Linked DNA regions of Homo sapiens: region 2 is linked to region 1. The links are chromatin contacts, found by Hi-C or POLR2A ChIA-PET in ENCODE. All regions are on one chromosome and are shown on one strand. Each heading gives the region's core, a stretch centred on a gene start or an enhancer-like site at or near the end of the contact. The rest is flanking DNA. Distances are from core to core; before and after follow the strand shown.

Evidence for each region. Hi-C counts contacts between places; a loop is a spot of excess contacts on that map. ChIA-PET counts read pairs that join two places held with the same protein, here RNA polymerase II (POLR2A). Pooled maps may share reads with other maps.
Region 2: a pooled map shows a loop between it and region 1 (2.1-fold over the local background). The contact joins two enhancer-like sites. A Hi-C loop is called at or near these places in 1 of 168 maps with a recorded cell type or tissue (PC-3) and 3 of 50 pooled maps. POLR2A ChIA-PET finds 5 or more read pairs at or near these places in 1 of 52 experiments (HEK293).

Annotation. Positions count from the first base shown.
Region 1 is chr1:12,563,116-12,568,838 of GRCh38, forward strand. DHRS3 (dehydrogenase/reductase 3) reads right to left here. Exons shown (of 6, transcript NM_004753.7): 6 at 4,795-5,309. The coding sequence ends at 5,225. Among named protein-coding and RNA genes, the nearest start is that of MIR6730, 13 kb to the right of the region's middle. Within about 2 kb of position 2,258, at least 6 of the 41 ENCODE cell types and tissues checked have a DNase peak (open chromatin) inside an H3K27ac peak, as active enhancers do.
Region 2 is chr1:12,402,683-12,407,625 of GRCh38, forward strand. It overlaps VPS13D (vacuolar protein sorting 13 homolog D), which reads left to right. Exons shown (of 70, transcript NM_015378.4): 63 at 1,143-1,291. Among named protein-coding and RNA genes, the nearest start is that of SNORA59A, 100 kb to the right of the region's middle. RefSeq lists a silencer at 2,874-3,168. Within about 2 kb of position 3,254, at least 11 of the 41 ENCODE cell types and tissues checked have a DNase peak (open chromatin) inside an H3K27ac peak, as active enhancers do.

The DNA.
Region 1 (5,723 bases), core at 1,008-3,507:
TGACCATGTGGTAGAAAAGAAAACCCATTTTTTGGTGTGTGTGTAGGGGAGATTCAAGGCTGTAGAAATTTGCTTAAGTAAAGAGGAGCTGAATGTTAATAGTCAAGATAATGGGGAAAATGCCTCCAGGACATGTCAGAGACCTTTGCACAGCCCCTCCCATCATAGGCCTGGAGGCCTAGGAGAGAAAAATGGTTTTGTGGGCCAGGCCCAGAGCCCTGGTGCCTTGGGACATGATGCCCTGCATCCAGCTGCTCTAGCTCCAGCTGTGGCTAAAAGGCGCCAATGTACAGCTTGGGCCATTGCTTCAGTGGGTGCAAACCCCAAGCCTTGGCAGCTTTCACGTGGTGCTGGGCTTGTGGGTGCGCAGAGGGCAAGAGTTGAGGCTTGGGAGCCTCCACTTAGATTTCAGAGGATGTATGGAACACCTGGATGTCCAGAGAGAAGTCTTCTGGAGGGGTGGAGCCCTCATGGAGAACTTCTACTATAGTAGTGCGGAGGGGAAATGTGGGGTTGTAGCCCCCACACAGAGTCCCCACTAGTGCACTGCCTAGTGGAGCTGTGAGAAGAGGGCCACTGTCCTCCTGACCCCAAAATGGTAGATCCACCAACAGCTTTCACTGTGTGCCTGGAAAGCCATAGGCACTCAACACCAGCTTGTGAAAGCAGCTGTTGGGCCTGTACTCTGCAGAGCCACAGGGGTGGTGCTGCCCAAAGCCTTGGGAACCTACTTCTTGTGTCATCGTGGCCTGGATGTGATACATGGAGTCAAAGGAGATTATTTTGGAACTTTAAGATTTAATGACTGCCCAGCTGGGTTTTGGACTTGTGTGGGGTCTGTAGCCCCTTTATTTTGGCCAATTTCTCCCCTTTGGAATGGGAGCATTTACCCAATGCCTGTACCTCCATTGTATCATGGAAGTAACTAACTTGTTTTGATTTACAGGCTCATAGGCAGAAGGGACTTGCCTTGTCTCAGATGAGACTTTGGATTTGGACTTTTGAGCTAATGCTGGAATGAGTTAAGACTTTGGGAGACTGTTGGAAAGGCATAATTGGTTTTGAAATGTGAGAAAGACATAAGATTTGGGAGGGGCCAGGGATGGAATCATATGTTTTGGCTCTGTGTCTCCATTCAAATCTCATGTTGAATTGTAATCCCCAATGTTGGGGGAGGGACCTGGTGGGAGGTGATCGAATCATGAGGGCGGATTTCTCCCTCCCTATTCTTGTGATAGTGGGTAAGTTCTCATGAGCTCTCGTTGTTTAAAAGTGTGTGGCATTCTCCCCTTCTGTCTCTCTCCTGCTGGCCATGTGAAGATGTGATTGCTTCCCCTTTGCCTTCTGCCATGATTCCTGAGGTTAATGTTCCTGAGGCCTCCCCAGCCATGCTTCCTGTACAGCCTGTGGAACCAGGAGCCAATTAAACCTCTTTTCTTTATAAATTACCCAGTCTTGGGTAGTTCTTTATAGCAGTGTGAGAATGAACTAATACAAGGGACATTTGTCACCTCCTGGCTTTTCCTCAAGTGAGGGGTGCCCATATATAGAAGCCCTCTTCACAGGCATAGACCTCTGGGTTCTTATCACAGACCTGCTTCCCCTGGAAGGCCTCTCCTGAATATCAGAGAAGACCCCTCAGGGTCAGAAGTCCCAGATGTGCTGTGGTGGGTGGGGGTTGCTTCTCACCGTAGATGACCCTCTTGTCCACAAACCACAACCATCTTCTTCCCTCTGTGCTGATTAGGACTGGGGCAGTGGGGTTCGTGTATTTGTGACCTGGCTCCTTTTTTGATCCCCACTGAACTGGGACATCCCCAGGGGCAAGGGCTGTCTGCCTCATCAGGCAGAGCTGTCCGTGTGATCAGCCCAGGAGCTTTCTGTCACCCTGGTCCCTCCCGGACATCAGTTTGGCTCAAGAAGAAGAAAGTCCATTTGTCAAAGCATTCTGTCCCCTGGGAGCAGGGCAGTGGCCACAGACTCAATTCCTGACCATTCACCAGGCCGGATAGTCCAAGCCCCTGGAATGGTGCCAGCATGGGGCTTGGGTCTGCTGCCTCCCTGGGCTGGATCCCTACCTCCAATCTGGTTTTCCTTGGGGATGGGGAGGAACCCTAAGCATGGCAATGAGGTTATTTCCCAGGACCCAAGTCCTCTTCCCAGGGTTGGCCTGCCCCATCCTGCCCCTTGGGGGTTTGGCACTTGTCACTCTTCTTTGCATGGCCAAGCTAAGGACAGAATTAGCTCTCCACGCTCACTCTCAAGGCTCTCTGAGTGCTAAACCATCTGGGAGAGGGACCAGAATGGGGCCTCCTGGGATTCTGCCCAGTGCTTTTTCTTTTGGTTCCTCTGGGAAAAGATCCAGAAAAAGACTGAAAGCTCCTGGCTGAGAGGGAGGGGGTGGGGTGGGACCAGGCCCTGCCCTTCTGAGCCCCTGGGGCTCTGGGACGCCAGGGTCCCACTCTGCTAACACAGCGATTGGTTCTCAATGCAACTGGGGAGGGCTGGCGGGGCTTGCAACTCCCAGAGTCCAATCAGACTTTAGGGATCCTTGTTGCACTCCTTTGGGAAGTCAAGGCAGAAGGGTTGCTTAAGCCAGGAATTCCAGACTAGCCTGGGCAACATAGCGAGACCCTATCTTTACAAAAAAATGATGAAGTGAGCCAGGCGTGGTGGCACATGCCTGTAATCTCAGCTACTCGAGAGGCTGAGGTGGGAGGATTGCTTGAGCCTGGGAGGTGGAGGCTGCAGTGGCCATGATCGGGCCACTGCACTCCAGCCTGGGCAACAGAGTGAGGACCTAAATAAGTTTAGCGTGAGATGAACACTGACAGTTGCCTCTTTAGGGCTCTGCTTAGCACCTCCTGTGCCCTCCCAAAAGTCACTGTGTCCTTGGGCTTGCAGTTGGAAGCCATACAGCTGCTTCCCTCTGTCCTCAACCTATATTTTAATTTTTGCTCATGATGTCTTCTTCCCTGGCATGGCAGAGCCTGGTTCAGAACTAACGACTACTCCTCCACGCGGGATTGTATTTCCTGCTATGTTAATAGCGGCTCCACCACGTGCCCTGTTCCAGCTAATGAAATGTGAGCAGAAGTGACAGTGTTGTTTCCAGGTGGAAACTTCAAGAGCCAGTGCACAGTTCACCAGGTATGTCTACCCTGTGCCATAAGACATCCTCCCTGAGGCCCCCTGGTCAGCCTGAGTTTCAGAGCGAAGATGACACGGAGCACACCTGTAGCCATTCTTGAAGGACTAGTAGCAGTAATAAGGCAGAAACCTTCATTGTTGGAAGCCACTGAGATTTGGGCGTCACATTCTGGCTGCGCCACATCAAGGCTGTTGGAAGTCTCCAGAGCGGTCTCGGAGTTGTGTTTTTTTGGTCTTCAGCTGCTGCCAAGTGGCATGGATAATGAAGAGTTAAAATGTTATGCCTGGGGACTGACCTCCATTCTAGGTACTCATTCAAGAGTGGCTACAGGCCGGGCGTGGTAGCTCATTCCAGTAATCCCAGCACTTTGGGAGGCTGAGGGAGGAGGATTGCTTGAGCCTAGGGGTTCAAGACCAGCCTGGACAACATAGCAAGACCTCTGTCTTTACGAAAAATAAAAAGAAAACAGTTGGGCGTGGTGGCATGCACCTGTAGTCCCAGCAACTCCGGAGGCTGAGGTGGAGGATTGTTTGAGCCCAGGAGGTTGAGGCTGCAGTGAGCCGTGATTGTGCCATTCCACTCCACACTCCAGCCTGGGTGACAGAGCAAGTTCCCATGTTTAAAAAAAAAAAAAAGAGAAGAAGAAAAAAAGCATGGCTATAATCGTGACTTGGCATTTCTGCACATAGACCAGACTGATGATCACCTGAGCTATGTCTAATATTCTCTAAGCTGGGAGGTTTCAGCCTGAGGTTTGCATGTAGGTTAAGACTTTATGTAACTCTTGGGGAAGCTTCTGGGTTGGGTCAGAGGGCTGTGACCTCCTTCACCTCCCGGGGACCTTGCCTGCTCCCCTCCTGCCACCCTGGCACTCATCTGCAAGAGCTGTGTGGAATGGAGTTTACTTGCTATGAAATGACATGGCCCACTTTCTTCCCCACTGCCCAAGGTGAGGTTTATTAAGCTTGTGGCAGCAGGGAGCGTGCACCCTGGAGGAAGCAGGGGGCATCTCTACTAGGTCATTTTGGCCGTGACTTTGCCCCATTGATGGAACCAGGGCCGATCTCTTCTGCCACTCCAGACCTCCCCCTGCCCCTGTGATCAAATGGGACTCGGTCTGTAGCACCCCTCGGCACTGGCCTTATGGTGAGGAGTTGTCACTGTGTTTCCGGTGACTTGTGATCCTTTCCTACCCAGATTATTGGCTTCTTGTACTAGTGGTTCTTCTCAGCAACGTTCCCCTCTCTGCACCACACACACCCTAGGTAGACAGTGGGTGCTCCATAAACACTGGTTTTGCTCTCCTGAGTTGGTGGCCTGGAGGCTGGTGGTGCCATGGCAGGACAGAGGGCATCTCTAGCTGTGGCCAGCTGTTTGCAGACTGTTTCATAAAGGTCACACCAAGGAGACAAAGCGGCTTCAACCCATGGCTGCTGGGAGGGGCCTGGTGGAGCTGGCGAGGAACCCAGCACCCCTCTCTGCCCCTAGGCCTGGGCTCCACTTTCTCTCCTGATTTCGGCCCCCTTCTCTCCACCCTTGGCAGTTGGGGACCTTGAACTGACCAGTTCTCTCTCAAAGGATGGAGTTTTATGGTTGGGACTGGCTCCCTCCCAACTGCCCACGGAAGATTTGAACAAAGGAAATCACAAAAGCCATCTCTCTTTATTTTTCATTCCTGCCGTTCAACCAGTTTGTGCAAGCTGAGGATGAGTGGGTTTTGGAACGGGAGGCAGAGCATCTGGGGACAGACCCTCCTGGAAATGGTCTATGCACACTGCTGAGGCTGGTTAGACTTGAGAAGCAATTGACAATAAACTCTACAGAACTGGAAATGTTCAAAAGTGTCAAGGTGGCTTCTGGCTGTTTTCCTGCCTCCCTGTGGGGGTCAGTTATACCCATCAGTCCTGTGCAAAGGTCCTGGGACTGGCCCAGGGGCAGCCGGATTCTTCGCTGGGGACAGGAGCTGTCCTGCTCACCCAGCAGAAGCATGCCAATGGACAGGTGCTCGGGTGTGTGCCCAGGTGCTGTGGCCCCCAAACTCCGTGGCTCCTCAAGCATGTCTTCATCCTGTCTCTATGTCCGCCCTTTGAAAGTGTTCATGCAGGTGTAGGTTCCTGAGAATTTGTGGATCTCCTCGAGTGCAGCCTGTGGAAGTATGCTGGAGTAGGAGGAAGAAAAGAAGATAGCGATGGTTAGTGGGGCAGGATCCAGGGGCTGGGTCGCTGGTGGCCATGTGAGACGGGGCAGCAGAGGGCTGGTTCCTGAAAGTGCTCCCCACACCTCCAAGCCACACACCAGTTTCTCCCCAAACCCCCACCCTCCCCAGGGGAAGAGCTTTCAAATAAGTGGATAAGCAGCTGTTAAAAGGGCAGGGGGAGGCTGGGCGCGGTGGCTCATGTCTATAATCCAAGTACTTTGGGAGGCCGAGATGGGCGGATCGCTTGAGCCCAGGAATTCAAGACCAGCCTGGGCAATATGGTGAAACCCTGTCTCTACAAAAATATACAAAAATTAGCTGGGCATGGTGGCATGTGCCTATAGTCCTAGCTACTGGGGAGGCTGAGGTGGGAGG
Region 2 (4,943 bases), core at 2,004-4,503, 160 kb before region 1:
CTTGGGAGCCTGCCTGCCAGGTATCCATTCTGTTTTGGTACCTTCCTGGGAAGTTTTACTTTAAATTTGATTCGACATGCTTTTCTTGTAAATTTTCTTATAAGTTGCTGTAATAAATTTCTCCTCAAGCATGGATTTAGACTTTTGTAAAATCCTTGCCTGCCTTTCACTGAAGTGGGAGCTGACTAAGGGGTTGCTTCCCATGTTTTTGGTATGTTGTCACCAGTGCTGATGGGATGGGACAGAGGCAGCATGCAGCCCTCAGGTCCACAAGCCCAGTCCTGCTGCTCCTTAAAGTACCTGCCATCCTGTCTGTAGCTGTTTCTGCTTCCTCAGCATAAATGGGCAGGTCTCTGTTGCAGTATCATTTTTCTGTAAGTAGCACTGATGATAGCTTACAACATAAATGTGTTTGATAAGTAGGTATGTGCCAGCTCTCTGGTTTTATTTCCAAGGCACGTGAAGCCAAGGCAAAATATGCTGCCCAGTTGGATGTGCATACAGCATCAAGTGCAAAGAGCACATTGCTGTGTTGTAGCCCATGCTACTCCTGCTACTCCTTTTATTTCATGAGATGGCAAGTAAAAAATCTGCCTTGATTGTCCTATTTAAATGGATGTCCACCATTTGGGAGACAGGGCGCTGCTTGTAGTGATATTACGTCTTTACAGCCCGCAGCCTGATTCTTTTTCAGGCATTTATGTTTCACTCAGATTCGTGAATTGGTGATATCCATTTTGATTCAGTTACACTGCACTCCAAGACCTTATTTGGATATGATCCTAGGAAAATAAATTTAGATAATCTGGGTCATTGATAATAACATTGCTAACAAATACACCTGTGGCCTTTGGCTTTTCCATCTGGATGATTTTTTCCAAAGATGACATCTGTTGGATGGTATGGAGTCACAAGTTAACATGCTAGTCTTCTTTTTTGATAAACAACACAAAACAGATCTACTCTTACAAAGAATGGCATCAGAATACTATACACGTCACTGTACCCTCACAAACTAAATCGAGAGTGATAGATGGTTTCCTTTTTTTGATGATTTTTTTCTATGTGAATACAAAGTGGATTCTGTGGATCATGAGACTAAGAAATTCTTTTTTGTTTTTTTAATTCTTCCTTTGTACCAGAGGTGGAAAAATATGATGAAAACCTCCATGAAAAGACAGCTGAGCAAGGTGGAACACCAATTCGATACTACTTTGAAAATCTCAAAATCAGCATTCCTCAGATCAAGCTAAGTGTGTTCACCTCCAACAAGCTCCCATTGGATCTTAAGGTGAGCTGCTATTTGGGTAAATTTTTTTAGATGATTTTTCCTTGGAAAAGAATGAGTGTGTTTACTATTTGTTGTTTGTTGTTGTGTGTGTGTGTGCTTTTTTTTTTGTCCCTCATCATCATTCATAGCAGACATTTTATTTTTACAGATTTCCTTTTTCAGAAGGTTTATTGACTTACGTGTATTTGTCTTTAAAAAAAAAAAAAAAACGAAACTTAAATACGACATTGCCGAAGATCAAGGAGTAGCTCAAGAGATTCACAGATAATTCTGTAAAACCCATTTGCTCTCTGTTTAGCTCCTGGCTTACCTCAGTGAGATAAAAGCCTTTTTCCTAAAGTTGTGTCCAGGATCAAGAGAAAAAGCAGTCAAGACAGCATCTTCTTTTTGTGCCCGAGGCCTGCTCACCTTCCTACTTCTCTCTTCCTAAGTATCCACCTCTTTTTGAATGATTGTCACTAGGATTGTCTACTAGGAGTGTTTAAAGTCGACTCAGCCCACTTACCCACTGGGATATGGCCTTCTCTACCACCACATCAGGATGAAGCCCTTAGACCATCTTGATGACTACTTACTAGACACAGCCTGAACACCGTCTTCATTTTCAGCCATAAAGTTTATCTTCATCAAGGAAGAAAGCTGGGATTCAAATCCAAGCCTGTCTGACTCTAAAGTCTATTTTTTTTTTCACTATACTATGCTTCCCCATAGAACATAAGGAACCAGAGAATTTTAGACCTGTGAGTCCTCAGTGATGTACTTGCTTGGTAGACAGGGAAATTGAAGTTCAAAGTGTTTTGTCAGTCAAGGCTGTGTGGCTAGGAAGTGATAGGAGCAGGAGTGGATCCAGGGGTGTTAGAAAGTCTTTCCTTAGTTTGAGTCAAAGTCAGCCCCCTGCAGCTTGGACCCATTGGTTCTGGTTTTTCATTCTGTTGCACTTAAAGATAATACTCAAGACCTCCATCTTCCTACTAACCACCAGTCGAGGACTCTTCTCACTGCCCCATGCTGCCTCCTCTAAGATGCTACAAGATAGTCATCTTGCTGCGCAGAAACAGCTAGAGATATGAGCAGATAAGAAGTAAGTCTAGGGTCCTAACGTAGATGCCCGCAGGAGCTGCGCTGGCGATGCAGCGAGTGGAGCTGCACACCGGGGTGGTGTCGTGTCTGCCCAACCAGGAGTGCCTGCTCCATCTGAAGGGGCCGCCACAACCCGCTCCAGCCGCTTGCTGTCATGGAGGAATGTGAACCTGGTGTTGCCAGATCTTCAGATTTTTAAAGAGAAACCGGAAATCTGGATTTTTATGTGGAATCTCCTGGTTTTTAAACATTGGCAACCAATTCAAGTTTTTTGGTTTTTTTAAACCTTGTGGGCCTAACAAAACACATGTGTGGGCCTCATGTGGCCGTGTCTGCCAACTCACAGCTTCTAAAATTGACACACAGGTAATGAGACAGTAGTCTGGTCAACATCAGATCACATTTGGGTAAGGGTAGGGCAAGGGTGACAGCATTGGGGTGGCAAACTGGGGCCAAGCCACAGGGAGTGCTGGTGGGGACCTGGAGCAGGAATGGCTCTTGCAGCCATCTCTGGAAGAGTGCAGCGTGCCCTTCACTCACTGCCCTGTCTGCTTCATTCGCTTTAATTTCATGTTTCCCAGGAGATTAAAGATACTTATAGTTAGCATGGGAGTGAGGGGAAAACCATGGGAAAACCACTATCTTGTTAATATCCACAAGTATCCACTTGACTTGTGTGACCTTTGGAATGGGTTTGTTTGATAAAGTATATATTCACCCAGAGCACTTGGCACTTGCCCAGCAAACCAATGTGAAGCATTTCCTGAGGGTTGAGGACTTCTTGTTTTTAAAATCATCTTACTAAGAAACACAGACACCTCACTATTCCCTTCAAATTGCTCCCAGCAGAAAACTCCCCAGACTGAGAAAAGCAGTCTGATTTTCTGCAGTTGAAGTAGCTCCAGCCCCCCCCAGTTACATGATGGTTGTGTGTGCGCTCGGCATACAATCAACGAAATCATTTCAGTTGAATGTTTCATCTGGCACTGAATTGAAGGAACATTTTCAGGGCATTTTTCAAATCATTGTGAAACAATTACATGGAGCAGCCATGTGATGAGGTGTGTAGGGGGCACGCCGAGTGTAGTAAGTTAATGTTTCCAGCAGGGTGCGGGGAATTGGGACTAAAGAGTTAAATTCTCAGCTTGTGGGAGTCACATTTTACTGTGTCTTGAGTCTCCTAGTGGAGTCTGGGACTCATAAAATAATGTCATTTATTCAAAGAGTTTTCTAACAGAGTAATATGCCTTTATTAGTAGCTCTTAGAAGGGTACTATGCTCTTTTAGATGAATATATAATGGCTAAAAGTGTGTGCTTAGAAAATGGAGTCCTGTCCCTGAACAGGAGTCACGAGAGCCTGACTAAAAGGTAAACCACGTCTTTGGTATTGAAGGAATAATTATCTTGATTCTTCTGACTCCAGGCCAGAAGTGAGACTGTCAGAAATCTCAGAGGGAAGTCTCTTCAGGTTTACACTGAGGGTACATTGTTGCCAGATATAGTGTCTGTTCAAAAGGACTGAAAGCAGTTTCACATCTGCTATCTCAATTGGATTCCTTACTCTGCGGTGGAAGAATGGGGAGATAATAGTCCCATTTCACAAATGCAGAGACCAAAGCACAGCATTCCTGCCTGACTCCCCATTCTCTCCATTCTCTCAAGTTTGCGTGTTAGAAAGTGGCCGAGTGATACTGAAAATGCCAGGTAGTTTATACGTGTTTTTGGCTTTTTTTAAAGATCAAAAGAGGCCAGGAGCCTTTAAACGGTTTCATGAGGTGGCCTACAGCAGTCCTTTTTCCATTTAGAGCATTGGGGTATTACAAAAGAAGGGCTTTAATTGAGCAATCTAGTTTGGAAGAAAACCCACATTTTAATGGTCAGAGTGAGAGGGTGGGGGTTAGGGGGAGTTTCGAACAAAGACACTATTTAAAAAGCCTAAAACTGTCTTCTCAAAGGCTTGAAATAATTTGTTGGGAAACTTCAGACCCTTTACTTTTTTCCTCCCCTCCCTAAATAAAAACCAGATTTGTTAAAAGGAAAAAAGATCCAGTATTGTTAATTGTATTTCAGAAAGTGCCAGAGAGGGAAATATCCCTGTAGTTTTAAACATTGTCCCAAGAGGGAAATAGGCAAATACCCTGCTTCACATAAACAGTCTCTATGTACCATAAATAAACCTTTAAAGAATGAATTCCAGACAGTTTTGTTTAGTGCAGGATAAACTAAGAAAGGAAAGGACATGGCCGAGGGAATAGCTTGGGATCTGAGACCTTATGGTATATAGACAGGTATTTCTTCTTTCAACTCTATGAAGTTTCTGGAAGACTTCAGCAGTTTTCGCGTGGGGAGGTAGAAATAGACAGTTTCCTATTTTTATTAGGAGCTTATGAACACAAGATTGCCTTCTCCAAAATCCATTTTATAACAGGAAACTGTCTGCTGCTTGAGTAAATAAGCATCAACTTTGTATACTACTGTATTTGATTAGTCATTTAGTTACTACAAGAATAAGCCCTGTTTGGCTCGTTCCCTCATCTCGACTTTGACTGTCCAGATTAACCTGAAGGTGGC